Linked DNA regions of Homo sapiens: regions 1, 2, 3, 4, 5 and 7 are each linked to region 6. A link is a contact called in ENCODE Hi-C or POLR2A ChIA-PET data. All regions are on one chromosome and are shown on one strand. Each heading gives the region's core, a stretch centred on a gene start or an enhancer-like site at or near the end of the contact. The rest is flanking DNA. Distances are from core to core; before and after follow the strand shown. Region 1 holds the start of DUSP7 (dual specificity phosphatase 7). Region 2 holds the start of ALAS1 (5'-aminolevulinate synthase 1). Region 3 holds the start of ABHD14A-ACY1 (ABHD14A-ACY1 readthrough). Region 4 holds the start of ARIH2 (ariadne RBR E3 ubiquitin protein ligase 2). Region 5 holds the start of MANF (mesencephalic astrocyte derived neurotrophic factor). Region 6 holds the start of NAA80 (N-alpha-acetyltransferase 80, NatH catalytic subunit). Region 7 holds the start of TMA7 (translation machinery associated 7 homolog).

Region 1 (4,146 bases), core at 349-2,848, 1.8 Mb before region 6:
CCAGAGGGAAGAACCATACTAAGGTCACAGGACACACCTGCAAGTGGCAGGACAGAATCTGGGTCTTGGCATCTTGGGCCCTGGAAGCTCTTTCCACAGGCCCAGGACCCCCAGGACAACCTTGGGCGGAGAGTTGCTTCTCCTTTCACACTCTGAGAATGTGACTGTGGGAGAGACCCCTGCTCCTTTGGGATACAGCCCTGTGGCCCAGGATGAAACTCTTCCGAAAGACTATCCCTCGCTTGAAAGACAGGCGGGGACTGCTCCTGAGTCACCCCTTTTCGTGCCTTCTGGTCAGAGGTTAGCGGAAAGCTCAAATCCTCGGGGTTCCAGAGGCCGTCCCTCAAGCACCACCGCTCCCCCAGTCAGGGATGGGGGCAAGGTGTCTCAGAGCCGACCAGCCTCGGGCGGAGTCGGGGGGTTAAGCCCCAAGGAGGGGCACCCCGCCAGGCAAAAGAATGGACCAGATAGACGGCAGGGTCCAGCCTCAAGCTGCCACCCTGGCTCCGTAGGGAAAGCACTGCAGGTCCTACGCAAGCGCGCCGCCTGCGTCTAGCCGCTTTGTTCTAGCGCTACCTGCGGGTCCATTCACCTCCGCTGCCCCGCCTGCCTGCAAATCGACACACAGGGCGGGCGGAGGCCCCGCCCACTTCCCCGCCCTGGGTGGAAACCGCGGCGGGCCCCGCCTCCCTCCGCCACCGCCTCTTTCGGCCAGGATTGGCCATCTGCATGGCAGGCGCCCGCCTACCGCGGAAGTTGATTGGTCCGTTGAGAGGGAGGCAGGGGAAGGAAAGCTGATTATAAAGGAGCATTCCCCTCCCACCGGCCCCGTGGAAAAAGTCACGTGGCGCTTCACTGGGCGCCTGTCACCACCCCGCTTGTAAAGCTTTCTTAAAGGGCTCGCGATCCCTTCCCAAAGCTGGTCCTTTCTAGGATTTCTCCACACCTGCCCACGGAAGGTGGCACGGCCCTGAGTCTTCCTACCCCGCCAGTTGCCCAGGTCCTGATTTCCCATCAGGCCTGCTGGCGTGAGACGCTCTCCCTCAGGTCTGGAGCCTGTGACCGTCAGGGGAACGATGAGGTCCTCTGAAACGGTGACCGCCTAGCACAGTGCCTGGCACGTAGTAGGCGTTCAGTTCTCATTTGTTGAATGAACTCGATGACAGAAAAAATGAATGGGATGACAGGCGGGAGGAGGAGAGGTTGCTCAGCTTGACCATCCCCCCCACCACGCCCCGTCCCAGGAAAACTATGCTGTTGTGAATGTGGGGTGGGGGTGCCAGGCATAGGACGCCCCCAGGGCCTCTCTTCCCGCAGTGTCCAGAAGAGCTTGGGAGCACGCGCAGAGTGAACCCATGAGGGCGTCTAGGCCGGGGTCCCTAGGCGGATCGTAGTCAGCTCCGAGCTAGTCCAGGGGGCAACGGTGCGGAGGCGGTGGGGGAGGGCCCCGCCGCTGGTCTCCCGGGCTCGGGTCGCGAGCGCGCCCGCATACCCCGTGGGGAGGGGCGGTGGAGGCGCTGCGCCTTTAAGCCCGGGCGCCGGCCCCCGCGGCCCCGCCCCCCGGAGAACGCCTCGGCGCGCGGCCGCCGGAGCCGCCGTTTAATTGGGGCTGTCAGGCCGCGGTGCGCGCGGAGGGCCGGGCGGGCGGGCGGGACGGAGGCCGGGAGGCCGGGAGGCCGGGGCGGCGGGCGCGCAGCTCGGCGGGAGGCGGGCGCCCGGAGACGCGGCTGGGGCCCGCGCGGCCGGGGCGCCGTCCCAGGGCAGGGCTGCCCGGCCCCGGCCCCGGGCCGCCCGCGCTCCCCATGAAAAACCAGCTCCGCGGCCCCCCAGCGCGGGCGCACATGTCGACTTCGGGGGCGGCGGCGGCTGGGGGCACCCGGGCGGGGTCCGAGCCCGGTGCGGGGTCGGGGTCCGGCGCAGGCACCGGGGCGGGCGCGGCGACGGGGGCAGGGGCCATGCCCTGCAAGAGCGCCGAGTGGCTGCAGGAGGAGCTGGAGGCGCGCGGCGGCGCGTCCTTGCTGCTGCTCGACTGCCGGCCGCACGAGCTCTTCGAGTCGTCGCACATCGAGACGGCCATCAACCTGGCCATCCCGGGCCTCATGTTGCGCCGCCTGCGCAAGGGCAACCTGCCCATCCGCTCCATCATCCCCAACCACGCCGACAAGGAGCGCTTCGCCACGCGCTGCAAGGCGGCCACCGTGCTGCTCTACGACGAGGCCACGGCCGAGTGGCAGCCCGAGCCCGGCGCTCCCGCCTCCGTGCTCGGCCTGCTCCTACAGAAGCTGCGCGACGACGGCTGCCAGGCCTACTACCTCCAAGGTGAGGGCGGCACCGAGACGCCTTACGGGATCGGGGCCCCCCCGCGACTCCCTGACGCCCCCCTTGGAGGCGCTTTCCTCTCCACGCGCTCGGCCTGCCCCTCTGGGCGCCACGTCGTCCCCGGCCCGCATCCGCCCTCCTGGAGCCGGGTCCCCACTGTGTGGTTTGGCAGGCGCGGGGCTCCCTCTGCGCCCCCTTTCTCGGCACGATTCGAGTGGGTGGAACAAACTTTCCCCTGCCTGGGGTTTCCTTTTTTTTCCTGTTGATGGGGCGACAGTAGTGCCTGGGCTCCAGTGGAGCCCCTCAGAGGTGGAAGGCGCCGCCTCCCAGAACCCTAAAAGCGGCAGGGCGCCCAAGTCCAGCCTAGAATTCGTGTTTCTGGAAGGCCAGGATCAGGAAGGGCACCTTTCATAGCACCATCCTCACCTCCAGCGCATGGAGACCATTTGGGTTGGGGTCTCCTGGATCCGGGAATTGCTTCTTCCACCGGAGAATTGCCGCCTCTAGGAGGCGCTTGGGGCAGGGTATGGGCAGGCTCCATTGCCCTGGCCCGGGTCTCTCGGGACCCCCAGGTCCCTAGCCTGCTGCCCCGGAGCTTGCAGAAGGGAGAGGTAGCACCGGGGGGCGAGTGGCTGAGGCCGGTGTTTCCAATTAACATTCCAAAATGGCCTCTTGCTGGCAGCGGGGCGGGCGGGAGGGGAGGGGAGGCCTGCGGCACCCTCGGGCGCAGGGCCCATGCCTCGCTGCAAGGGGCTCCCCATTTCTCCTGTCCCTGTATCGCCCCAGTGGCCCTCCCCCGCTGCAGGTCCAAGGCTGGGGGTGGGGCTTGTGTTCTAAGGGAGGGTTCTAGAGAAGTGGAGCCAGGACCCCCTTCAAAAACCTGCCCCTGCTGGGGGAAGGGGCCAGCCAGTACCTTCCCACTACCCTCCCCAGCTGTAGTTTCGGGGCTGGGCAACCACTAGACTCCCGTTCAGGAAGCCCAGGACCTCTCTGCCTCTAACTGAGCCAGATGTGGCTCTGGCACCTGTGGTCTCATCTATAAGAGGAGTTTGCCAACCCAGAGGTGCTGGCTAAGATGGGGTTGTCTGCTTTTCTTTACCACTTAGCTGTTACTGAACACCCATGGGTGCTAGGTGTGCGTGGGAGCTGCAGAAGAGGAATTAGCTGGGGCCTGTCCTCAAGTGCCCTAAAGCTGGTGCCATGGCTGGGGGCCCCGAAGTGTTATGGGTACCAGTTTGGAGTCCAGGCACGTCACTTCACCTTCTGGGGCCTCAGTTTCCTTATCTGTGAAGTGGTCATGGTTTAGATGGAGAGAACACGAGAGAGGGCACACGTGTAACATGCTTGGCATGGCCCATGCTGACCGTGGGTGCTGTGGTGTTTGGCGTGCAGAGTCCTGGCCATCTCTGGTCTTGTGCAGCCCATCTGGGCTCTCACCAGCCTCTCACCCAGGCCCTGTCTCACCCTGGACACAGGTGGTTTCAACAAGTTTCAAACAGAGTACTCTGAGCACTGCGAGACCAACGTGGACAGCTCTTCCTCGCCGAGCAGCTCGCCACCCACCTCAGTGCTGGGCCTGGGGGGCCTGCGCATCAGCTCTGACTGCTCCGACGGCGAGTCGGACCGAGAGCTGCCCAGCAGTGCCACCGAGTCAGACGGCAGCCCTGTGCCATCCAGCCAACCAGCCTTCCCTGTCCAGATCCTGCCCTACCTCTACCTCGGCTGCGCCAAGGACTCCACCAACCTGGACGTGCTCGGCAAGTATGGCATCAAGTATATCCTCAATGTCACACCCAACCTACCCAACGCCTTCGAGCACGGCGGCGA
Region 2 (3,965 bases), core at 176-2,675, 1.9 Mb before region 6:
AGATAATCTGTGCTCAGAGCCCAGCCTGCACATAGCAGCCCTCTGTGAGTGAGTGTGACCCTCACCACCACTGTGGGGACTGCTTCTAGTCTACCAATGAGCACAAACACCCATACCTGCTCCTTCATTGTCAATGACACTTACTCTCACTGGCCGGAGGGGTTTCTTTGATCTGTTGGTAGTGTACTGCTGCAGTGGACAATGCCCGAGGGGCTGGCTTGGCCCCAACTTCCATCATCTTGGGGCAGTTTTGGGCATAGAACAACAGAGATTTGCCTGCTTTCTGCAGAAAGGCCTGGGGGACTCGGGATAAGAATGGGCAGCGGCGAACAACACTCTCCATGTTCAGGAAGTATGCTGGCTCCTGTGGAAAGACTGATGAAGAGTGACATCAACAGTTGTTAATAATCAGGCAAATATCACTGCAAGCTCACTGGATTCAGGTGTCAACCGCAGTTTATATAAAGGGTACCCTGGAATACTAACACTTCTCCCTCAAAAATGCCTAAGGACAGCACTGATGTGAGCTAAGGAATGGTGACCACACTTTACCCGGGTCACCAACTTCTTCATTCTCCAGCGCTACACAAAGGCACCTGCAAAGCAACTTCACCAAATGAATACTGACAGTACATAATCAAGGGGGCGGAAGGATGAGGGAAAGGTCAAGAACAGGTTTGGGAGGCCAGAGGTTTCTTAGGGAGATGCACAGTGCAGATAAGACATCTTGGCTTACATCTAGGTGGAGAAGAAGCCACTCATCCATCCAGGCAGGGAAGACTCTTAGGGATCCTGACTTTCTCCTGGTCCCCACATCCCCTAAACCCGAGGAAGGGGTCCAGCAGGGTCCCGAGTCCCTGAAGCAAGGATTCCTCCGTGGTCGTGTCCCCACAGCGGGAAGAACTGGGCATAACTGAGAAAGGAGGGGCACAAATGAGGGTAGGGGTATGAGGGCCAGCGCCTTGGGCCTCACTGGGGACGCGCAGGGGCTTATAAAGTCGAGGGAGTTGAGTCTGGAGAAAGAAGGCAGTCCTCCGGCAGTGGGGGTCAGAGGTGACCCGCGGTCGAGGTCTCGAGAATGACGGGAGGGGTATGAGAAGGGAATTCTAAAGCGGCGGGTTCAACCGGGAATAGCCGGAAGGGGCCGAAAGGGGGAAACTGAGGCGGCCGTCTAGGCAAAAGATCTGGAGGATAAACGCTGACCTCAAGGCGGCGGGTGACTGGGACAGTGGGGGATGGGGTCCCAGCACCCGGGGCAGCGGTGCCACGGCTGGCAGGACACCCCGGGGCTTCCTCGGCCGGCGCCGCACCTACCGCGCGGGCCCTCACCTGCGCTGAGGACTGCAGAGGCGGCGGCGAAGGAGGCGGGCACTCAAGTCGAGAAGTCCAAACGAAACGCTCGTTGCCCTTGTCCGGGAGCAGCCTCAGGCCGCGATCGCCGGCGCCTTAATATACAGCGGGAGTGACCGCTGCGCATGCGCCTTGGGCGCTGCCTTCTTCTGCGCAGGCGCGCCGCGTAGCCCTCGGCGAGCCGGGGGGGCGGGGCAGAGAGGCCCACTTCTTGGGCTCTGCGGATATCGGTGCTGCCGGGGATTCCCCGGCTCGCCTGCAGGGAGGAGGAAGCGCTAGGCGGTGGGCGGACGAGGTCTCTTTTCCCGACCTCATCCTGCACCCTCGTGCTGCCTCCCCACCAACTACCCTGGGCTTCAGAACCCTACGCCCCAATTGAGTATAAAATGGCAAGGTCGAGGCGAGGTGCCGCTAGGGCCAAGTTGGGGGCTACAGGGTTGTTAAGCTGGGTGTCTTGGACATGGAGGAAGAAGGAGATCCAAGGGGTTCTGGGCCGGGGTGTTAAGCAGGATCCATCCCGCCTGCGGCTTGCTTTGGAAACTGTGAACAAGGGCTTCCCGGAGGAGGTGGAGCTGGCTATATCGCCCACAAATGGAGTGGTCCTGGCAGGATGCGGAAGAAGCGGGACACTCAGCTGTGGCACTTTCTGGTCTAAGATGATCCAGAGGGGACAGAGGAACAGGGCTAGGGTGGAACCCATCCACTCCACAGCTCTGAGCACTTGGGGAGGAGGGGAAGGCACAGGGCCTGACAATAGTTAGCGTGTAACAAATATTAGCCACTATTTTTATTTTCCATCCAGGGTTGTCTGAAGCCCCTTGCTGGCCACCCTGGGCACCAGCAGGGTGGCTTAGGCCTCCATGCCAAAGGTCAGCGTTGGGCCATACCTCCATTGAGTTTCCCGGGTACAACACATAAAGTGTAGGGCTTGGCAAACCCGTCTCAGGAATGTCAGTCTGGCTTCCTTGCCCCACACCCTTCCCAGCTTGGCTTGGGCTGTGTTGGGCTGGGCCTGTGCCAGGCTCAGAGGTACTCTCCTCCATTCTTGAGGAAAGGGCCTTTGAGGGTATTCCTTTCCCAGCTGAGCATTAACAAGAGGGACAAAGTCCAGAATGATGGTGACCAGGGTGTGTCCAGGTACTTTGCATTTCTGTCTCTGAGCACCCAGCTGGCTGCAAGGCAGGTGAGGTGAGTCTCCACCTTCAGAGGAGGCACCTGGGTTCAGAGTGGCAGTGGGACCAGTCCAGGATGAGGGCTTTGGTCTGAGAGCTCGAGACCCAGTTCTGTGCCATTCAGCCAAGAGATCCTGGGCAGTGCCCATCACCCAGAGAAGATGAGAGAGAAAAGGTCAGCACTTGGACTTGGACCCAAGTGCAGCTGGAAGTGGGAACAGAATAAGGATGATATTGAGTGCTTTGCTCATCTTTGGGCCTTGCTTTCCTTATCTGGGCAATAGGATCATAATCCCTGAAATGCCTGCCTCACAGGTTGTTTTTGTTGTTGTTGTTATTTTGTTTGTTTGTTTGAGACAGAGTCTCCCTCTGTTGCCCAGGCCGGAGTGCAGTGGCACAATCTCGGCTCACTGCAACCTCTGCCTCCCAGGTTCAAGCGATTCTTCTGCCTCAGCCTCCTGAGCAGCTGGGATTACACCACCACGCCCAGCTAATTTTTGTATTTTTAGTAGAGATGGGGTTTCACCATGATGGCCAGGCTGGTCTTGAACTCCTGACCTCAAGTGATCACCCTCAGCTTCCCAAAGTTCTGGGATTATAGGCTTGAGCCACTGCGCCTGGCCCTCATAGGGTTTTTTTGGGGGTGATCAGAGCCAAAGCCAAAGCAGAAAGAACTGGATAGTGGAGTTGGGCATGGGTTTCAAACCCAGCTCTGAATCTTACTTGGCCATAGACTTGGGCAGGCCACAACCTCTTCAAGGCTTGGTTTCCTGATTTGTAAAGCTCTCCCGCCCTGCCACTTGTGGCTGGCAGGAGGGTCAGGTGAAGTCCTGTATTTCAGAGGCTTATTGTTTAAACCAGCCAGTCCCTAGCCCTCTGGGAGTTTCCTGTTTAATATAGAGAAAGATTGGGAAACAAGGCCGACTCACATGGAAAGTGAAATAGAGTGTTGTAAGCAACTCCAGATGGAGGAAGAGGAGGAGGCTATTACTCCAACAGGCGCTGAAAGAGGAGGATCCCAACCACGAGGAAGGCTTCCAGAAGAGAAGCGGGTGCTGGTTGGAAGGGTGGATCTACATGCGACTGGGAGACTGTGGGTGAAGCCTTGGATGGAAAAGGCTCAGCCCTGTGGGGGTGGCGGTTGGGGGGTCAGCGTGAGTCAGCCCAAATAGCTGGGCAACGGGAGTATGGTCAGGACCTGACGCCAAGAGGTCAGACCAGAAAGGCCCTAAATGAGCCACGGGGTTTCCCAGTGTCAGGGCCCAAAGAACCACCCCCAGGGTACCGGTCAAAATGCAGATTCCTGTGCCACACACCTTTGATTTTGACCCAGAAATCTGCATTTTAACCAGCTCCCCTTTCTGATGAGGTAAGGGTGAGGTATCTTGGAATATGTTTCTTGAGTGGTTCAAGGTTTGAGACCTTGAAGAGCAAGGCATAAGC
Region 3 (3,658 bases), core at 1,012-3,511, 1.7 Mb before region 6:
AACTGGAGCCTTGCAGGTGGAAAAAGTGATGAGGGCTATCAAAGGAGAAAGACTGCGCGCAAAGGGACCTCCCACTTAAGGGCATGTTTGGAAATGGTTCTTTTAATCTCACTGCATTTAATACTGCTAAAATCAGAACGCGTTTTACAATCGCATTATAACTAAGGTCTAACCCAGCTGTTATGAAGAGGCTCACAGAGAATGTCTTGTAATAGAGGAAAATGCTGAGGAGTGAGGGGCTGCAGGGCCAGGGAGGAGCATGGTACACCCAGAAATGAAAAGCACAGTGTAGAGGTTGGAGAGATGAATGCCGCCTGCTACTCCCCATCCTACACACAGACAGCTTCTGGCCAAATGACTGCTTCGTGGACTCCTCCAATCTGGGGTCTCTGCCACCCCAGAGGACAGCCCTTAGGACCCAGGACTCAAACAGGACAGGCCTTTGAGACTGCCACTTCCTGACCTTGTGTCTTCAGTTTGTCAGTAAAATGGGATAACCTCGTGGCTGCCCTCCTAAGCTTCCTGTGAGATTTAGATAATACCGTGGACTGGATCAGGGCTGTCCCTGTCATTTCTTGGGCCTAGGATGAGCACGCCTGCTTCCTTCCAGGAGTCCAGCAAACACATCTTTATTTTATTTTTATTTTTCTGAGACGGAGTCTTGCTCTGTCGCCCAGGCTAGAGTGCAGTGGTACAATCTCGGCTCACTGCAACCTCCGCCTCCCGGGTTCAAGCAATTCTCCTGCCTCAGCCTCCCGAATAGTGGGATTACAGGCTCCCGCCACCGCGCCCGGCTAATTTTTGTATTTTTTAGTAGAGACAGGGTTTCACCATGTTGGCCAGGCTGTTCTCGAACTGCTGGCCTCGTGTTTCACCCGCCTCGGCCTCCCAGAGTGCTGGGATTACAGGCGTGAGCCACCGCGCCGGGCCAGCACATCTTTATTGAGTGCCAACTGGGCGCCTGCCCGAACTAGGAGCCGGGGGCCCGTCTTGGTTCCTATTCATCCCTCCGGGATGTTTTGGGGATGTTTCCTGAGCCCGCATCCCCAGGCTTCGGGGTCGGGGGGCTTGTGAGCCACAGCAGCAGCCGCCTTTCTGCTGTTTCTGGAAAACCAGGACCTAGTGGAGGAAGAGCGCGTTCCTCTTTTCTTCCAGACCACTAACAACCTCAGACGCGCGTCTCTAACTGGGCGTTAGTCCAGATTCCCACCGGGCGCGAGGGACATTTCCTTGCTGCCCACTCGGGGCGCCCCCGCGCTTCTCCAAAGCGGGAAGGGCGGGGCTTAGGCTGTTGCCTTGGCAACCGAGGGTGCCCGCAGTACTAGGAAATTGTAGTGGACCTGCAGCTGGCCGCCTGCGGGGGTTTGCGGGGGGCAGGGTAAACTGTGCCCGGGTTAGGTCATTGGAATATGCGTTGACAATGACACACAGGTGCACACACGCACAAATACGAGTCTTGCCCCCACACGCTTTTCTTTTGCACAAGCTATTCCCTGCATGTACATGCAGCCTCTTTGCACACACACTGGCCCGTGTGCAATTAATCCCTTGTAATGGTACCCTCTACATCACGCACACAGTCAGGCATCAGGAAGCCAGAGAGACTGATGGAGATGCACACTTTGAAAACCACAGGCTGATCCTCAGAAATACTCAAGCACGGTCATACACACAACCGTAAGACTACACATTCACACAAGAAAGGCACATGCACAGGAAAGCAGACACGCACACACACACAAACCCCCAGAAATGCACACACGCAGACAGGTAGACACATACCCTTAAAATCACACGCACACAGAAATACACTCGGAAGACATAACGCTGACACAAGCAGGCAGACATCAACGAACACACCCCCCCCCCAAAAATATAAGCGCGCAGAAACCCACTGACGGACACCATGCAGACACACAAGCGTACACATACACCCAGACCCCCAAGAACATATGCAGACCCTGCGCGCGCACACACATTACACGCGCGCACATGCACATTCGCGGCCCCAGCGTCTGCTTCTTCCGCGGGACTCTGCCCCGGGGCGCCGGGGCAAGGGGCGGGGTAAAGACGGCCCTCCCCTGGGCCACCGGCCGGCCTCCCTCCCCCGGGAGACTCACCGGGCCCAACGGGATGAGCGGGCGGGCCCCGCCCAGGCGGAACCAGCAGCCGCACAGCGCCCCGACCATGGCTGCCTCCGCAGCTCCGCGGGCCGCTCCGGCTCTAGGCGGCCAGGAGCGCGGCCATCTCGGCGCGCCTGCGCACTCCGCAGCCGCGGGCCTGCAACCCAGTTACCGAGTCGTCTGCGTGGAGGGGGTGCTGGGGGCAGAGCCCCAGCGCTCTCTGGCCCGCTCCCCGCCCAGATTTTCGGAACTGTTTTTGGCTTGAGAGCCGGCGGAGAGCCATGTGGCTTCTTCTCAGTGGAACATCTCCACCCTGGCTCAGTTCTCTGGCCTGTATAATGGAGTTAAGGATAAAACCCACCGCACAGGGTTGTCCTAGGTTCTTAAGGACGGGTCAAGCCTCAGAACAGTGTCCGGAGCAGAGGCCTCGTTGTGTAAATGCCAGATATTGTTATGCAGCAGCTCCAGGTCTTGGCCGACCCACTTTCCTGACTCCTACCCACTCCTCCCCACCCCCTCCCCGACGCACACCCACGGTCAGAGCCTGGGCTGGCCCTGGGCTCGTTCACGTCTACTCATGGCGCCTGCCCTGGTTGGCGATGTGTTACCAACGTCTGGCCTGTCCCAGCCCAAGGCTCCGCGTGGCGACCAGGCCCAGCACTGGGAGGCTGTGCAGAGCGTGGCGTTTACTGCTTATTGCTACTCTGCAGAGGTTGGCAACATCTGACCCGCTCTACTGGCAGGAAACAGGCTCGGGGGCATTGGGAAAACGATCAAGGCCACTTGGCTGGACACTGGCGGAGCCTCGCACTCAAACCTGTCGGGCCTCAACTCCGTGCCAGGCCAACAAGTTGCCCTGGGCAGTTCAAGCTGGGGATAAGGGGGATGGGGAGCAGGAAGACAGCAGCAAGGATGCGATCCCGAAGGAACTTTCCTCCTCAGACTGCTCCATGTCCATGTGGGGCAGGTCGCTGAAGAGTTCGAAACCGTGCTCAGCACCGCGTTTGGGGCATGTGAGACCGAGAGGCTTTGGGAAACTGACGCCGCTGTGAGAACGAGTTTAGCGGAGTCTATGGACGCTGCGAGCTTGTGGCCACAAGAGGGCGCCCCGGAGCACGGCCCAGTCCCCGCCCCCGCTGGATGGGGCCCGGCCTCTTCCCAGCGTTCCTCCTCCGGCCCCAGGTCACCGCCAGCACGCGCCTGCTTCCCGTCTGCGCGAGTCCACGCAGCTCCCCAGGTACCCGCCCTGCACTCCTGACCCTTTCTTCTCTCCAGTCAAAATCCAACCCCACCTACCCCAAGTCTTCCTTTCTCGGATCCCTGGGTCCCCTCCTTGGGAGTTGCCACCATTCCCTCCCGGTGCTCCCTTCCAGAGCTAGCGAGCCAGAACCGTAGTCCGCGGAAGCAACCTGACCGCGAGGTCAACGCGTTGGGCCCCAGGTGGCAGCGCGTTGAGCACCCCGCATCCCCGGCGGGTCGCCTTTCCCACTGGGCGCTTCGGTTTCCGCCTCTAGAAAATGGGCTTTCCGGTGTGG
Region 4 (4,271 bases), core at 1,763-4,262, 1.4 Mb after region 6:
CTTGAGCACAGGAGGTTGAGGCTGCAGTGAGCCAAGATCACGCCACTACACTCCAGTCTAGGCGACAGAGTGAGACCCTGTCTTCAAAAAAGAAAAAAAAAAAGAAAAATTCCAGGACCACGTGTGGTGGCTCATGCCAGTAATCCCAGCACTTTGGTTTGGGAGGCCAAGGTGGGTGGACGGCTTCAGCTCAGGAGTTCAAAACAAGCCTGGGCAACATGGTGAAACCTCACTGCTACAAAAAACACAAAAATTAGCCAGGAATGGTGGCGCATACCTGTAATCCCAGCTACTCGGGAGGCTACGGCAGGAGAATTGCTTGATCTGGGAGATGGAGGCTGCAGTGAACCGAGACTGCACCACTGCACTCCAGCCTGGGCAACACAGTGAGACTCCGTGTCAAAAAAAAAAAAAAAAAAAAAGAAATTGCCCACAGGCTTTTCACCAACCAAATATTTAGGTGGGGAAAACTCCAGGCTCCTCCAAAAAAAAAAGAGAGAGAACTCCATTTCATACTAAATGTTCTAGGTGCAGATTTAAATGAAAATTTAATTTTTAATTATCTCAAAGTTAAATACCCAAATTCTACTTGAAAAAGTGGGCCGGGCACGGTGGCTCACGCCTGTGATCCCAACACTTTGGGAGGCTAAGGTGGCAGATCACAAGGTCAAGAGTTCGAGACCAGCCTAATCAACATGATGAAATCCTGTCTCTACTAAAAATACAAAAATTAGCTGGGCGTGGTAGCATGCGCCTATAATCCCAGCTACTCAGGAGGCTGAGGCAGGAGAATCGCTTGAACCCAGGAGGCGGAGGTTGCAGTGAGCCGAGATCGCGCCACTGCACTCCAGCCTGAGAGACAGAGCGGGACTCAAAAATAAAAATAAATAAATGAAAGAAAGAAAAAGTGCTGATCTTGTTCCAAGGGGACAATATTTCTTTTCTTTTCTTTCTTTTTTTTTTTTTTTGAGAGTCTTGCTGGAGTGCAGTGGCGCGATCTCGGCTCACTGGATTACAGGCGCCCGCCACCATGCCTGGCTAATTTTTTGTATTTTTAGTAGAGATGGGGTTTCACCGTGTTAGCCAGGATGGTCTCGATCTCCTGACCTCGTGATCCGCCCGCCTCGGCCTCCCAAAGTGAGGAGGATTATTTGAGTCCAGGAGATTGCAGCGAGCCATGATCACGCCACTGCCCTCCAACCAGCCTGGGTGTAATCCCAGCTGTAATCCCAGCTACTCGGGAGGCTAAGGCAGAACTGCTTGATCTGGGAGATGGAGGCTGCAGTGAACCGAGACTGCACCACTGCACTCCAGCCTGGGCAACACAGTGAGACTCCGTGTCAAAAAAAAAAAAAAAAAAAGAAATTGCTCACAGGCTTCTCACCAACCAAATATTTAGGTGGGGAAAACTCCAGGCTCCTCCAAAAAAAAAAGAGAGAGAACTCCATTTCATACTAAATGTTCTAGGTGCACATTTAAATGAAAATTTAATTTTTAATCATCTCAAAGTTAAATATCCGAATTCTACTTGAAAAAGTGGGCCGGGCACTTTTTCAAAAAAAATTTTTTTAAAGGTCATGCACAGTGGCTCACGCCTGTAATCCCAGCACTTTAGGAGGTCAAACCGGGAGGATAGCTTGAGCCCAGCAGTTCAAGACCAGCTTAGGCAACCTATTAAGATCACGTATCCACAAAAAATTTTACAAATTAGCCAGGTGTGGTGGTACGTGCCTGTGGTCCCAGCTACTTAGGAGGCTAAGAAAGGAGGATCACTTGAGCCCAGAAAGTCGGGGCTGCAGTTAGCTGTGATCGCCGCCACTGCACTCCAGCCTGGTGACAGCAACTTTGTCCCGCCCACCAAAAAAAAAAAAAAAAAAAATTTCCTCCAGAGCCAAAGTCACATGTTCAGGGGACCTAACAACCAACCATCCTGGGCTTGCCCACCACGCACAGAACACGTAAGTTTTAGTGAGTCTGAAGACGTTTACTCCAGATATGATCACTAGCGCTGAATTCAGGTCATTTACTAACTACACCTCCGAAGAAAAACGACTTGGCACAAAACTAGAAATCAGCAATTTCGTTTCAAAATCCTACACTTTGTATCTGTCTTTTCTAATACGGTGACCACTAGCCACATGTGGTTATTTAAATTTAATTACACTTAAAAAGTAAGTAAAATTTAAAATTTAGTTTCTCAGGTGCACTAGCCTACAGGTCAAATGCTTAACGGCCACGTGTGGCTAGTAGCTACCATGCTGAACAGCAAAGGTAAAGAACATGTCGCTATGACAGAAAGTTCTATGGGACCAGGCAATGAACAGTACTAAGGAGAAGTCATCCAAGAACGCGGCTGCCCAACCAGCTTCTGGCGAGGCGGCGGCACAGCTCCGGGGCCGCACATCCCTAGGGGCGCCGCGGGCTCCGGGATATTCGCGCGGACGCGGAGCCCGCGAGCTGGGGATACCCTCCACAGGCGGGCGTTAAACCGCGCGGGCAGCGCTGCGAGAGCTCCCAAAGATGACTCGAGTGGTGAGCCCCGAGGCGGCGCGTTTCCCCGCCGCGCCAGACAGGGAGAGAGGGCCTAGATGTGCCGGCGCCGGTTGGTCAGAGGCGGTGGCCTCTGACCTTTCCGAGAGCTGAGAAGGCGGCGGGAGGAAAAAAGGCAGACACACGCTGGGCGCCCGGCCGCTGACGGCGGGTAATGCTCGGACAACGTGCCGGCGACGGGGAGCGCCCGGGCCTCCCGGGCGACGGCGAAGGCGGAGTCCCGGCCCGGCCAGGGAGGCGCGCGGAGAGGCCCCCCCAGCGGCCAGCCAAGGTAAACAAGGCCGTGACGTGCGCCGCGCACTTACCGGGAGCTGCGGCCTCGCGGCCGCTGAGCCCGAACAAGCCAGACCGGGTCAGGCCGGGCCAGAGGGACCGGATTGGGGCGAAGCGGCAGCGGAGGCGGCGGGCCGACGCCGGTCAAGCCCGCGCTGCTTCCTCCAGAAGAGTCGTCCCCACAGCTCCGGAAGTGCTTGGCGCCGTTGCGTCACTTCCGGATCGGGGTCGACCCACGGTCGCTCGGGTCGCGACAGGCTCCCGGCTAGAGGGCCTGTTTAGCGCCGCCTCCTTGAAACTTAGCGCTCTGACCCAGAGTCTGACCAGGGTACGGCAGGCGCCGACCGCGTCTGGAGCCACTATTCGCCTACCAGCGTCTCCCGTCGAGATGTTTTTAACCAGCGCGTTTCTCACCGGCTTCTCATTTCACTGTTTGTACTCCGGGATCGGGCACGGAGAAGACATCCTGGCGTCAGTGGAGCAGATAACCATTGTTTCTCGGCCGCTATCTGGTCAGAGGGGAGCTGGGCCGGGAAATTCTGCCTACACCCCGAGGCGGTCGCAGGGTGGCCCCAGAGCCGCAACCACACCAGGCTTTCGCTTCCCCTGCCGAGGCCTCGTTCGCCGCGCAGTTCTCCGACTTACGGTCACCGTGCAAGATTGCATCTTAACTGCCTTGCTTGCAGTTTCTTTTCACAGTATAGGAGTTGTCATCATGACTTCCAGTTACCTTCTGGGACCGGTTGTCAAATGATGTGGCTAGAGACGGAGGCTCACTCAGATTGTTGCTGCACCACAATGGAAATGCCAGTATGAAGCCGCTGATGTTAGGAAGGCTCCAGGTTGTGCAATTCCATAGACAACAAATCAAATCATTTCCAACCATACTGGAGTCGCGTATATACATATTCAAGACACCTGTGCAGGCCGGGCGCGGTGGCTCAAGCCTGTAATCCCAGCACTTTGGGAGGCCGAGGCGAGTGGATCACGAGGTCAGGAGATCGAGACCATCCTGGCTAACACGGTGAAACCCCGTCTGTACTAAAAGTACAAAAAAATTAGCCGGACGTGGTGGCGGGCGCCTGTAGTCCCAGCTACTCGGGAGGCTGAGGCAGGAGAATGGCGTGAACCCGGGAGGCGGAGCTTGCAGTGAGTCGAGATGGCGCCACTGCACTCCAGCCTGGGCGACAGAGCGAGACTCTGTCTCAAAATAAAATAAAATAAAATAAAAAATAAAACAAATAAAGACACCTGTGCTGGCTGGTCGCTGTGGCTCATGCCTGTAATCCCTGCACTTTGGGAAGCCGAGGTGGGAGGATCGCTTGAGCCCAAGAATTTGATGTAGTGAGACCCCCCTCCTTTCTACAAAAAAATTAAAAATTAGCTGGGCGAGGTGGCACACACCTGTGCATCCCAGCTACTCAGGGGGCTGAGGTGATATAGGATCG
Region 5 (3,642 bases), core at 947-3,446, 1.1 Mb before region 6:
ACTAAAACAATTTTTTTTTTTTTTTGAGATAAAGTTTTGCTCTGTCACCCAGGCTGGAGTGCAGTGGCGCAATCTTGGCTCGGCTCACTGCAACCTCCGCCTCCCAGGTTCAAGCAATTCTCCCTGCCTCAGCCTCCTGAGCAGCTGGGATTACAGGCGCCTGTCACCATGCCTGGCTAATTTTTGTATTTTTTAGTAGAGATAGAGTTTTGCCATGTTGGCCAGGCTGGTCTTGAACTCCTGACCTCAGGTGATCCACCCACCTCGGTCTCCCAAAGTGCTGAGATTACAGGTGTGAGCCACCACGCCTAGCCTAAAAATTTTTTTGTGCAGACAGGATTTCACCACTTTGCCCAGGCTGATCTCAAACTCCTAAGTTCAAGCAATCCTCCCACCTTGGCCTCCCAAAGTGCTAGGAAGACAGGCATGAGCCACCGCACCTGGCCCACAGCGGCATTTTTCGGTGCCCTGCCTGTACTGGTAGTCAGATTCAGCCAGTGTAAACCCTGGACTCTTAACACATGCTCAGTCCAAGCTGACAGCCACCAAATGAATTTAAGTGTCACCAGGGTTCAAACCTTTAACAGAGAGAAAAGCCAGAGACTGTCAGAGAAATTCAAGTTAGAAAACCCATTGCTTCACTAGGGCTTTTGTCTTGGATTCGGCCCTTGCCTATCCTGTAGGCACCCTGTCACCTTCTCCTGTCCACATACATGCCACACTCTTTCAGGCCTCTGGGCACTCACACTGCTGTTCCCTGTATGGGATGGTCTTACCCCACTTCAATGATAACCCTTCCTCAGAGACTTCTTGGCCACTCTAAATCAGCACCTGCTGGTCCATTTTCTTCATGACACCCAGACATTGCATTATTTGTGTGTCCGACTGTCACTTCTTTCCCCTGATATTCCCAGTGCCTAGCACATAGTAGGTGCTTAATAAAGACTAACAGGATAAAAAAAAATCACAGTTGCAGAACACATGCTGCTTTGGGAAGGACATAGAAGCACTTCAGTCTTCTCACATTAGTTTATGGAGAGAGTAGCTGGCTTCCTGAACAGAGAGGTGGGCAAGGCCTTTTATCAAACGGCTGGTGAAGCCGAGGGTTAACATGAGCCAGGGCCAGTTGGGGAGGATCACCAGCTACTTACCAACCGATTCTCTTTGCCTCTTGCTTCCCGGCAGAACTTTATAAGTTCGTTTTCAATAGTGGCTGGTGAGAATGTGACATCTCTGTCTTTGAGGTCCTGGTAAAATCTTCCCAGATAAGAAATACAAACTGGAAAAGAGAGGGACGGGAGATGCTCAGCAATCACCAAGCTGTTCCAATCCACCAGAAAAGAACTCCGCCAGCAATTTTAATAGGAGACACGGAGATGAATCATTAGAGGTGAGCTTTTCCATCACCGATTTTTCTCAGGTGTCTACAGGTAGACAGAACCCGGTTCCAAGTGGCGGGGGTCCCCTGGTACACCCAGGGCATCAAAGGACCAAGCATCACCCAATGACCTATAAACGACTTCTCCCTGCTCCTTTCATCAAGTTTAAGCCCATGGTGAACACGTGTCCTTGAGACGGGACTCACTGTGACCTCATAAATGGAGAGACTGGAAGGTGAAGAGAAAAATGATCAAAATGCTGCTGCTAATTTCCAAATACAACAGCGGACCCAGAGGTGCAGCTTCGTGATCCCAACAGACAGGGCGCAGCACCCACGGCCAGCCCTGGAGCTCCCGACGCCGAACGGGGAGCGGTAACCTCTAGATGGTGGTGGGGACAATAACTCAGGAGTGATGGAGATTTCAGGACAAGTTTTCAACGGGATCTAGTCTCAACTTTTCTTCGTCGGACCAATGTTTTCTAGGCCCAAGAAAGATTTACTAGGGCGGGCGCCGGAGCCTCCTCATGCAGGCCCCGCGGGGACCTGCTGTCGCCCCCGCCCCCGCCCCCGCCCTCGCCCTCTTGGCCCCGGCCGTCTGGTGATGTTGTGGGGTTCAGCGCCGCCGCCAGAACGGTCACGGAGCGCGGCCCCCGGCCCCCTATCCCGCACCTTCGCAGTCGCCCGGCCGCAGCGCCCGGCTGCCCGGCAGCACGCTCAGAGCCAGCGCCACCGCCAGCCCCTGCGTGGCCCACATCCTCCTCATCCTCCTCATCCTCCTCCTCCTCCTCCTCCTCCGCTGCCGCCGCCGACCGACTGAACCGCACCCGCCGCGCCGCACCGCCTCCAAGTCCCGGCCGCGCGCCGTAGCTCCCCATTGGCGGGGGGCCCCCCGGCGCCCTCCCACATGCCACTTCCCCATTGGTCCAGGAGCCGCGAGCCCAGACGGGCGGCTCCACGCTGCCCTCCCTCATTGGCTGGTGGTGTCTGAGCCCTAGACAGTTGTCGGCCGCTGATTGAACCCGGGCTGGCCGCAGGAAGCGACTACAGCAGCGACGGAAGCGGTGTGGGCCGCCATCTTGGGTAAGGGCAGCGACTGTGGCTGAGGCTGGGTACTGCTAGCTGAATGGGGTTCGGCCACGCCTTACATCTGTTGAGTTGACCCGCGTACCCCTGCCCTGGGCCCCAGGCTCCCTCGAAAACCCCTGCTGATCTCCTCGCCCGGACTCCGACTCGTGGTGCAGGAGTTCTGGGGTCAGCCAAGACAACAGGTTAGGCAGGAAGGGCGGGCGGCCGCAGGCAAGGCTCAAAGAGGTTTCTTTTTTCTTCTTTCATTCGCGTGGGCAACGGATCCAACCTTTGAAAGCCCACCTGCTGATCCTCCACCTGACCGGAGCCCGCCGTGCATAGGCTGATAGGAGACGTGCGGGGTGGACGGACTGCGGGACATCTGAAGGAAGGGCTCAAGGCGCGCCAAGCTCAAAGCTGGGCCGCCACTCTAGACCGTGGAGGGAAGCGCCCGGGCCAGATCATCGGTCGAGGACATGGGGTCGCCTCAGAGTGGGAAGGTGAGGGGCTCGGGAGGTGCCCTTACAAGCTCTGAATCGTGGCTTGGTGGCTGGCCAGCCTCCTCCTGCCTCCCCGGCTAGGCCCTCGGGGTCCCCCGCTGCCGTGGGACCTCCTGAGTGGGGTCCCGGGAATCACCAGAGAAGCACTGGAGGATGTTTCCTTTTCGACTGCCCTCCTTTCAAGTGCCCTCCTGGCTGCCTGCCTTCAAGGCAGGATGCGGGAACCGTTGGCTCTACTCAGTGCAAAAAGGACATGTCTATAGGGCTAAAAAGGGCTTGGAGCCCGGCGACAAGGGTTGGAGAGGGGCACATCCTCTGCTCCCATTCAGTGAATTCAGTGGATCAGTATCACGTATTTATCTTTAATTCACATCACAGCAGTCAAGGAAGTGGGGAAAGGGGGAAAAAAAATCAAGTGGCAGATATTTACATCTAAAATTCACATTACTTGTTGGATTTTGAACATGCTACCACAATATATACAGTAAAATACCTCTTGGGACAATGGTACAAATTTTGTTTCCTTTAACTTTGCTTTTCTGGTACAGGTAAGATCATTTTTAAATCACTTTTTTTCTTTAAACATGAATACACAAAAGAAATGGTTAGAAGTTTCCTTGTTTTAAATAAGCACAGAATGCGGGAGGTTAAAAACACATTTATAGTGCTGAATACCAATTGGACATCACACTCTAT
Region 6 (3,711 bases), core at 868-3,367:
CCTCAGCCTCCCAAGTAGTTGGGATTACAGGCATGCCATCAACATGTCTGGCTAATTTTTGTATTTTTAGTAGAAATGGGGTTTCACCATGTTGGCCAGGCTGGTCTCGAACTCCTGACTTCAGGTGATCCTCCCACCTCAGCCTCCCAAAGTGCTGGGATTACAGGTATGAGCCACCGCGCCTGGCGCATGGGCACATCCATTGAGTGTGCACTTGGTGCCAAGTTCTGTGCCAGGCACAGGCAATTCAACATTTATTGGAATGATGTAGTCCCTGTCTGCATGGAATTCATAGGCTAGAGGAGGAAGCAGTTTGCCTCTGGTCCCATGGCCAGAGCAGCCCCAGGTGAAGGTTATGAATTATTTGTCCCATCTAATGGTGTTCCAGCAGTCTGCCACATGGTGGGAAGGAGGCCCCACAGAGCTGTGCTGTCTCCTTCCCAGGATGAGCTGGAGCACAGCCTGGGGGAGAGTGCGGCCCAGGGGGCAGCTGGAGTGGTGCTCTGGGTGAGCTGGGAAAATACAAGAACCAAGGTGAGCTTAGGCCTGGCATGAGGGTGGGGGTGGGGGAGGGGTGGGGCCATTAAGCTGACGGGGTAGACCCTGACTTACCCTTTCTACCTGCAAAGTCCTGGCTGACCAGCAGGTGAGTGCCTCAGTGCCCTGGGTGGGTCCATACATGGCCATGGTGTCCCTGACGCTATCCTCCCTTCCCACCTAGGAATCATGTCAGGCCATCAAGGAGTATATGGACACTACACTGGGGCCCTTCATCCTGAACGTGACCAGTGGGGCCCTTCTCTGCAGTCAAGCCCTGTGCTCCGGCCATGGCCGCTGTGTCCGCCGCACCAGCCACCCCAAAGCCCTCCTCCTCCTTAACCCTGCCAGTTTCTCCATCCAGCTCACGCCTGGTGGTGGGCCCCTGAGCCTGCGGGGTGCCCTCTCACTTGAAGATCAGGCACAGATGGCTGTGGAGTTCAAATGTCGATGCTACCCTGGCTGGCAGGCACCGTGGTGTGAGCGGAAGAGCATGTGGTGATTGGCCACACACTGAGTTGCACATATTGAGAACCTAATGCACTCTGGGTCTGGCCAGGGCTTCCTCAAATACATGCACAGTCATACAAGTCATGGTCACAGTAAAGAGTACACTCAGCCACTGTCACAGGCATATTCCCTGCACACACATGCATACTTACAGACTGGAATAGTGGCATAAGGAGTTAGAACCACAGCAGACACCATTCATTCCATGTCCATATGCATCTACTTGGCAAGGTCATAGACAATTCCTCCAGAGACACTGAGCCAGTCTTTGAACTGCAGCAATCACAAAGGCTGACATTCACTGAGTGCCTACTCTTTGCCAATCCCCGTGCTAAGCGTTTTATGTGGACTTATTCATTCCTCACAATGAGGCTATGAGGAAACTGAGTCACTCACATTGAGAGTAAGCACGTTGCCCAAGGTTGCACAGCAAGAAAAGGGAGAAGTTGAGATTCAAACCCAGGCTGTCTAGCTCCGGGGGTACAGCCCTTGCACTCCTACTGAGTTTGTGGTAACCAGCCCTGCACGACCCCTGAATCTGCTGAGAGGCACCAGTCCAGCAAATAAAGCAGTCATGATTTACTTAGCTGTTTACTGAGCGCCTAAAATGTCCAGGCCCCGGTATCCAAAGGGCACAGGAAAGGCTTGTCACTCTCACCAGATCTGACGTCAGTCTAAGGGCGGCTGCTTCCCAGGGTGGGGCCCAAATTTCAAGAGGAAGCCCCACCTGATCGGACCGTTTCCAAGCTGTCCTGGGGCAGGAGGCCGGCGGGAACCGAAGCTAGACTTGTCAGAGCCTGGGGCGGGGCTGGCGGAGGCAGAGCCAGCTGGAGGCGGGGCCTGCGCCTGGCTGAAGTGACGTGCTGGGCTGGGGCAGGGCCTGGAAGAAGCCAAATCGAGGCGGGACCTAAGCTGTGACGCAAGGAGAAGGAGGAGGGGCCTGTATGGGGCCGGGTGGGGAGGAGGCGGACTCAAATGGAGATGGGGTGGGGCTCAGCAGGGGCGGAGCCAGGGTAGAGACTGAGTCGGCGCCTGGCGGGTGTTGTGACGCGCAAACCAGGGGCGGGTTCTAAGCGGCGACGCGCGGGTGCTGGGAGGCCTTAGAACGCCGTGGCGTGCCGCAGGACGCGACGGCTGCAGAACATCCGCCGCACCGCTGGGGGCCAACGTTGTCGGACCGAGGAGTCCGAGGTGGCGACTGAGTGAGATACCCAGCTGTGCGGAGCTAGGACGCGGAACATCCCAGAGGCCAGCATCAACATGTCAGTACCGCACCCTTCCCATTTGCTGCCTGTAGGTCCACCCCGCGCGTGCGGTCCCCAAGTGGCCATGCCACCCTGCACGCCCTCCCCGCGTCAGTCGTTCGTTTCCAGACCATGCCGAGCCACACCTGCCCACAGAGTCGAGCTCTCGAAGTCCTCATTCCCAAAAGCTCCACAGCCTGTGACCCACTAGGAGGGAGGGGGAAACCGAGGCCCGGGAGAGACGGAGAAGCCACTCTCTGAGGACCCCGGAGCCCCGCCCACAGTGGGTGGGGTCGGCACTGAAGGGGTTAAGGCCGCGGGGAAGCCCCGGGCTCAGCCCTAGGGGCGGATCCTGGGGCTTCCTCCCTCTAGACCAAAGGGTGCGGCTGCTGCAGAGGTGGCTGATGCAGGTGAGGGGCTTACAGCCCTGTGAATGGTGTGGGAGGTGAGGGGAGGGGGGTGCCTGTTACTGACCAGTGTTTAATTGGCCTCAAGCTCAGGAGAGGTAAGGGGAGCCAGGAGGCCCCCTCTGGAGCAGGTGAGTAGAAGGAGGGGGCTCAGCTGCCCGCCCACGACTAGAAAACCCCCAGCATAGACCTGCCGGACGGCAGGACCTTGGTTAAGATGGGAAAACAGTAGGGTTTGGGCACAGGAGGTCTGGGCCCCCAACCTGGTGACCGTTGGACACCCTGTGGATATAGGAAGGAAGCTGTGGTCCTTATCTAGGGTGCCTGCGAAACTCAAGCCAGTGGGGAACCAAGCCTGCAGAGGCAATACTGCTGTGTGACTGTGGGCCAGGCCCAGTGCTGGTGCTGCTGGGGCCCCATCTGAGGAGACAGTTGGGTCTATATCCAAAGTGTCCTGAGATGGGCAGAGTTGGGAAGGGGGCCATGGGCTCCAGGTGGGGAAGGCAGTCAAGACAGGCCAAAGCTCAGCCTGATGGGTGCATGAGTGGGGCCCCAGGATCCACTAAGGCAGTGGGCATAGCCCAGGTAGTTGAAAAGGCTGGGAGCTGGAGGAGACTCGGAACATAGGGAGAAGAAAGGGACAGGAAGACTCCCGGGCAGTTTTTCCTATGGAGGGAACCTTGGGTAGGTTTGAGCAGGGGGTATAGTGTCTGCTTTGCATCTTCTATCCCATGCCCTAGTGGTGGACTAGGAGGACTACTGGAAGACAGAAGGCCAGCAAGTAGATTGGGTCGGCTGTTTTATAGACCTGGTGGTTACAGACCCCCTGTGAGGGGAGGTCCTGAGGAGGACAAATTTGTAGCCAGAGCAGGCTGGGGCCAGGACTCCTAGGTTCTGCCCCAGCCTTAAGCAGCTCATCCATCACTCCCAGCCTCCCTCCAATGTGGGGTAGACACCTGGATCTATCTGCCCTGCTCTATAGGGGATGGGTCTCTTCCAGGTCACCTGTGCTA
Region 7 (3,725 bases), core at 756-3,255, 1.9 Mb after region 6:
TGAGATAGGGTCTCATTCTATCTCCCAGGCTGGAATACAGTGGCGCAATCCCAGCTCACTACAGCCTGAACTCCCGTGCTCAAATAATCCTCTTACCTTGAACTCCTGGGCTTAAGCGAGGCTGCCTCAGCCTTTTAAATAGCTGGGATTACAGGAAACGGGCCGCCACCACCACCACGCCCAGCTAATTTTAAATTTTTTCTGTAGACAGGGTCTCCCTTTGATGCTGTGAACTCCTAGCCTTAAATAATCCTCCTGCTTAGGCCTCCCAAAGCACTTGGATTATGGTCAGCCCATTCTGTGCCTGGCCCCTTACACCATTCTGAAAAGGAATCTCAAGAGCTAGAAATCTCAGTGCTGGGTAGGTAAACAATAATGGATCAAACCCACTGGGAGAGAGGTCTTGGGAAGCCCTAGATGACACTCCCACCATCCTTGTCTCCATCATGCCTAGCATGGCTCACAGTGCTCAAATGGGGGCATAAACAACTGTGGAGGAAATAATCACTAGTTGGATCAATGTAAAATAATGCTTATGATGCACATAAAGTACTAGAACTGCTGGGCCTGAAAAATATTTTGAAATGTAATGAATTTCTCCTACATAAAAGATGTAAAAAAGGTGGAGGATTCAGTTAGAAAAGCATATGGAGCAACAGCACACTGAAGAGCCTGGACTTTATCTTTTAGTCTAGGCATACCCAGAAGTAAAAAGACTCAGAAAGCAAAAAAGCATATATTAGAGATAATATAAGCAGTACGAAAAAAAAAAAAAAGTTGGCCAGGTGCTGTGGCTCACGCTTGTAATCCGAGCACTCTGGGAGGCAGAGGCGGGTGAATCACTTGAAGTCAGGAGTTCGAGACCAGCTTGGCCAACATGGTGAAACTCCGTCTCTACTATAAATACAAAAAAAAACTGGCCAGGTGCGGTGGCTCACGCCTGCAATCCCAGCACTTTGGGAGGCTGAGGCGGGTGGATCACGAGGTCAGGAGTTCAAGACCAGCCTGGCTAAGATGGTGAAACCCCATCTCTACTAAAAATACAAAAATTAGCCGCACTCCGTCTCAAAAAAAAAAAATTAGCCAGGCGTGGTGCCAGGCGCCTGTAATCCCAGCTACTTGGGAGGCTGAGGCAGGAGAATTGCTTGAACCCGGAAGGTGGAGGTTGCAGTGAGCCGGGATCACGCCACTGCACTCCAGCCTGGGAGACAGAGTGAGACTCTGTCTCAAACAAAACAAAACAAAACAAAAAAACTTCTAAGTCAAGTAAGGTTCAAACACTAGAAGGCAGTGAAATACGAATTTGGGGCAAAAGATTGCGGACGACGTCAGACTTTGAGAAACTTAACTGTGAATCTGCGTCTGAGGTAAATACATTTCACTGTTTCCGTTTCTGCAGCTCTTCCTAAGGAATGGAAGCCCAGACTGCCTGGGAGGCAGGAGACCTCGTTTCCAGCTCCCGGCCCTTACTGCCGCTGCAAATCCTAGACTGGCTAGAGACCATTCGCTGCAGCGGACGTCGGAAAACGAGACCTCGCAGTTCAGGAGGCAGGAAAAAGACATGCCCGCGCCCTCATCCCAATAGGTGCTCATAGCGTTTGGCCAGCTTGAGCTCCATTCGGCCCCCACTTACCCAAGGGCCCCTTCCCCGCGGCCTTCGCTTTTAGCTCCTCGAGTTTCTTCTGCTCCTCTTTTTGTTTCTGCTTGAAAGCCTTATCTTCCTGGGGAGAGGCAGAGCGTGTTCAACTCAGGCCTGTCTCCCAGCGCCCCCGCACCCGCCAGTGCCTCCGCGCCCGCCCTCACCTCGTCCATCTCCTTGGCCTGCTTCTTGGGCTGTTTCAGTGGCTTCTTCTTGCCACCTGTGGGCGACACGAGCACGTTCGGCCTGCCCCTGCCGCCCGGTCCCCACCCCGCCGTCCCCGCAGTCCTCACGGTTCCGGAACACTTACCTTCGCGGCCGGACATGGCGCCTGCCGCCGCTTCCCCAGACCCTGCCACCGGAAACGGAGCGTCTGCCCCACCCTTTGTCGTAGACAGCGAGGCGGCCCCGCTGATTGGCTCCTAGTCAGGAAGTTGAACTCTCGCTACCGGATGCGGCGCTCCAGGGGCGGGTACTAACAGGTCAGAGGTCAACTGAGTGGCAGACGATTGGTCGGGCCACGCCAGGTACGAGGAGCTAGGGTTGTCCTGCCAGGGTAGAATCGGAACCGTAGGAGGGGTACTTAACCGGACGGCCTACCAGGCCTGTGGCCGTGCGCGGGAAGAGCACTGCAGGTAGACAGCAGGGCATGTGCATGTGCAAAGAGCTTCAAGCTCGTCGCTTTCCTGGAACCAAGGAAAGCACAGCTTGGGTGGAGGGAGATTAGGCGGGGAGATGGCAGAAGTGGACGGGAGTTATATCACGTGGTCCTATAGCTTTGGAAAACCCTGTAAGGAGTTTTATAATATAGTCAGGGGTGCAGCAGTTTGCGAATTCTGTTTGTTCATCTATGAAAATGGTCAAAAAAATTTATTTTGGTGATGGCCATACAACTCTGTTAATATAGTAAAACTACTGAATTGTACACATTGGGTGAATTATATGGTATGCAAGTTATATATCAATAAAGCTTTTTTTTCTTTTCCCCCCGAGATGGAGTCTTGCTCTTGTCTCTCAGGCTGGAGTGCAATGGCACGATCTTGGCTCACTGCAACCTCTGCTTCCTGGGTTCAAGCGATTCTCATGCCTCAGCCTCCCCAGTAGCTGGGATTACAAGTGCCCGCCACCATGTCCGGAAAATTTTTGTATTTTTAGTAGAGACGGGGTTTCGCCATGTTGGCCAGGCTGGTCTCGAACTCCTGACCTCGTGATCCCCCCGCCTCAGCCTCCCAAAGTGTTGGGATTACAGGCGTGAGCCACCGCACCCAGCCAAAGTTGTTATTTTTTTAAATAACAGTGCTGAGCGCTGGGATGCTACAGTGTCCAGAGATTAGGCAGATGAGTACATTTTTTGCTGGGTACGTACTATATGTAGGTACCAAGCTGAAATTCTAGTGAGTGAGACAGACTATAACCAAAGCAAATAAATGGGATACATGTTGCAGGTCATGTGATATATGCATGGAAAAAATAAAGCAGAGAAAGTGGGTCAGGAGTGCTAGGGTGGGAGTGGGATGGCCATATCTGATAGGGTGCATGGGGAAGACCTCCCAAGGGGCTACTATTTGAGCAGGACTTGAAGAAGGTGAGGGAGCGAGCAGCACAGATAGCAGCTGTCGTGAAGGCCCTGAGCTGGGGACAACTTGGTGCGTTCCAGCAACTTCAAGAAGGTCCATGTGCTTGGAGTGGAGTGAGGAAAGGGAGACTAGTGGGAGATGAGGTCAGAGAGGAATGAGAGCCAGTGGGTAGGTTCCCTGTAGGCCATGGAAAAGACAGGCTTTTACCTTGAGAGAAGTGGGGAACCATTGTAGAGGTTGAGCAGAGAGACAATGGTTCCACCTGTGTTTGGAAAGGAACACTGACTGCTCGACTGACAATAAATTGTAGGGGCTGGAATAGAAGCAGGGTGACATCTGTCAGGAGGCTCTTGGGATAATCCAGGCTAGAGATGTGATGTGGGTCACTGGGACCATTTGGTAGCAGTGGCAGAGGTGAGAGGAGGAGGGATCCTGGATTTGGAAAGCCAGGGGCATTTGCTGATAGATGGATGTGAGGTGGGAGAGAAATGAGGAATCAGGGGTGATGC

The links. A loop is a pair of places that touch in the nucleus more often than their neighbours do. ChIA-PET counts read pairs that join two places held with the same protein, here RNA polymerase II (POLR2A). Pooled maps may share reads with other maps.
Region 1: a map of naive thymus-derived CD4-positive, alpha-beta T cell shows a loop between it and region 6 (8-fold over the local background). The contact joins the promoter of DUSP7 here to the promoter of NAA80 in region 6. A Hi-C loop is called at or near these places in 1 of 168 maps with a recorded cell type or tissue (naive thymus-derived CD4-positive, alpha-beta T cell), 1 of 37 single-sample maps with no recorded cell type and 9 of 50 pooled maps.
Region 2: a loop to region 6 is called in a pooled map, with 10 times the contacts of the local background. The contact joins the promoter of ALAS1 here to the promoter of NAA80 in region 6. A Hi-C loop is called at or near these places in 5 of 50 pooled maps.
Region 3: a pooled map shows a loop between it and region 6 (5-fold over the local background). The contact joins the promoter of ABHD14A-ACY1 here to the promoter of NAA80 in region 6. A Hi-C loop is called at or near these places in 5 of 50 pooled maps. POLR2A ChIA-PET finds 5 or more read pairs at or near these places in 2 of 52 experiments (PC-9 and activated CD4-positive, alpha-beta T cell).
Region 4: a pooled map shows a loop between it and region 6 (6-fold over the local background). The contact joins the promoter of ARIH2 here to the promoter of NAA80 in region 6. A Hi-C loop is called at or near these places in 5 of 50 pooled maps. POLR2A ChIA-PET finds 5 or more read pairs at or near these places in 2 of 52 experiments (GM10248 and GM12878).
Region 5: a map of B cell shows a loop between it and region 6 (9-fold over the local background). The contact joins the promoter of MANF here to the promoter of NAA80 in region 6. A Hi-C loop is called at or near these places in 3 of 168 maps with a recorded cell type or tissue (B cell and naive thymus-derived CD4-positive, alpha-beta T cell) and 11 of 50 pooled maps.
Region 7: a pooled map shows a loop between it and region 6 (13-fold over the local background). The contact joins the promoter of TMA7 here to the promoter of NAA80 in region 6. A Hi-C loop is called at or near these places in 5 of 50 pooled maps.

The regions. Positions count from the first base shown.
Region 1 is chr3:52,054,023-52,058,168 of GRCh38, reverse strand. It overlaps DUSP7 (dual specificity phosphatase 7), which reads left to right and starts at 1,598. Exons shown (of 3, transcript NM_001947.4): 1 at 1,598-2,319; 2 at 3,795-4,146. The coding sequence starts at 1,803. RefSeq lists silencers at 538-897, 1,298-1,677, 1,878-1,937, 2,258-2,307, 3,018-3,087.
Region 2 is chr3:52,195,620-52,199,584 of GRCh38, reverse strand. ALAS1 (5'-aminolevulinate synthase 1) reads right to left here and starts at 1,425. Exons shown (of 12, transcript NM_000688.6): 1 at 1,330-1,425; 2 at 737-913; 3 at 145-375. The coding sequence starts at 343. RefSeq lists silencers at 1,184-1,263, 1,374-1,443 and enhancers at 1,584-1,803, 1,814-1,883.
Region 3 is chr3:51,973,667-51,977,324 of GRCh38, reverse strand. It overlaps ABHD14A-ACY1 (ABHD14A-ACY1 readthrough), which reads right to left and starts at 2,261. Exons shown (of 17, transcript NM_001316331.2): 1 at 2,121-2,261. ABHD14B (abhydrolase domain containing 14B) reads left to right here and starts at 3,276. Exons shown (of 4, transcript NM_001146314.2): 1 at 3,276-3,360. ABHD14A (abhydrolase domain containing 14A) reads right to left here and starts at 2,261. Exons shown (of 5, transcript NM_015407.5): 1 at 2,121-2,261. The coding sequence starts at 2,189. RefSeq lists silencers at 1,058-1,352, 1,958-2,337, 3,168-3,337, 3,558-3,658 and enhancers at 2,938-3,117, 3,151-3,658.
Region 4 is chr3:48,917,583-48,921,853 of GRCh38, reverse strand. It overlaps ARIH2 (ariadne RBR E3 ubiquitin protein ligase 2), which reads right to left and starts at 3,012. Exons shown (of 16, transcript NM_006321.4): 1 at 2,856-3,012. ARIH2OS (ARIH2 opposite strand lncRNA) reads left to right here and starts at 2,469. Exons shown (of 1, transcript NR_161301.1): 1 at 2,469-4,066. RefSeq lists enhancers at 1-198, 1,882-2,632, 2,633-3,384, 3,110-3,579, 3,385-4,135 and silencers at 2,690-2,769, 2,840-2,939.
Region 5 is chr3:51,383,845-51,387,486 of GRCh38, reverse strand. It overlaps MANF (mesencephalic astrocyte derived neurotrophic factor), which reads right to left and starts at 2,196. Exons shown (of 4, transcript NM_006010.6): 1 at 2,051-2,196; 2 at 1,152-1,279. The coding sequence starts at 2,144. It overlaps DOCK3 (dedicator of cytokinesis 3), which reads right to left. Exons shown (of 53, transcript NM_004947.5): 53 at 3,289-3,642. RefSeq lists a silencer at 2,001-2,370 and an enhancer at 2,431-2,780.
Region 6 is chr3:50,297,811-50,301,521 of GRCh38, reverse strand. It overlaps NAA80 (N-alpha-acetyltransferase 80, NatH catalytic subunit), which reads left to right and starts at 2,117. Exons shown (of 2, transcript NM_001200016.2): 1 at 2,117-2,309. It overlaps HYAL3 (hyaluronidase 3), which reads left to right and starts at 2,117. Exons shown (of 4, transcript NM_003549.4): 1 at 2,117-2,309. HYAL1 (hyaluronidase 1) reads left to right here. Exons shown (of 4, transcript NM_033159.4): 3 at 445-534; 4 at 722-1,629. The coding sequence ends at 1,039. RefSeq lists an enhancer at 2,384-2,523.
Region 7 is chr3:48,438,537-48,442,261 of GRCh38, reverse strand. TMA7 (translation machinery associated 7 homolog) reads right to left here and starts at 2,005. Exons shown (of 4, transcript NM_015933.6): 1 at 1,950-2,005; 2 at 1,804-1,859; 3 at 1,634-1,721. The coding sequence starts at 1,965. CCDC51 (coiled-coil domain containing 51) reads left to right here and starts at 2,143. Exons shown (of 4, transcript NM_001256964.2): 1 at 2,143-2,274. RefSeq lists a silencer at 1,708-1,767 and an enhancer at 2,198-2,337.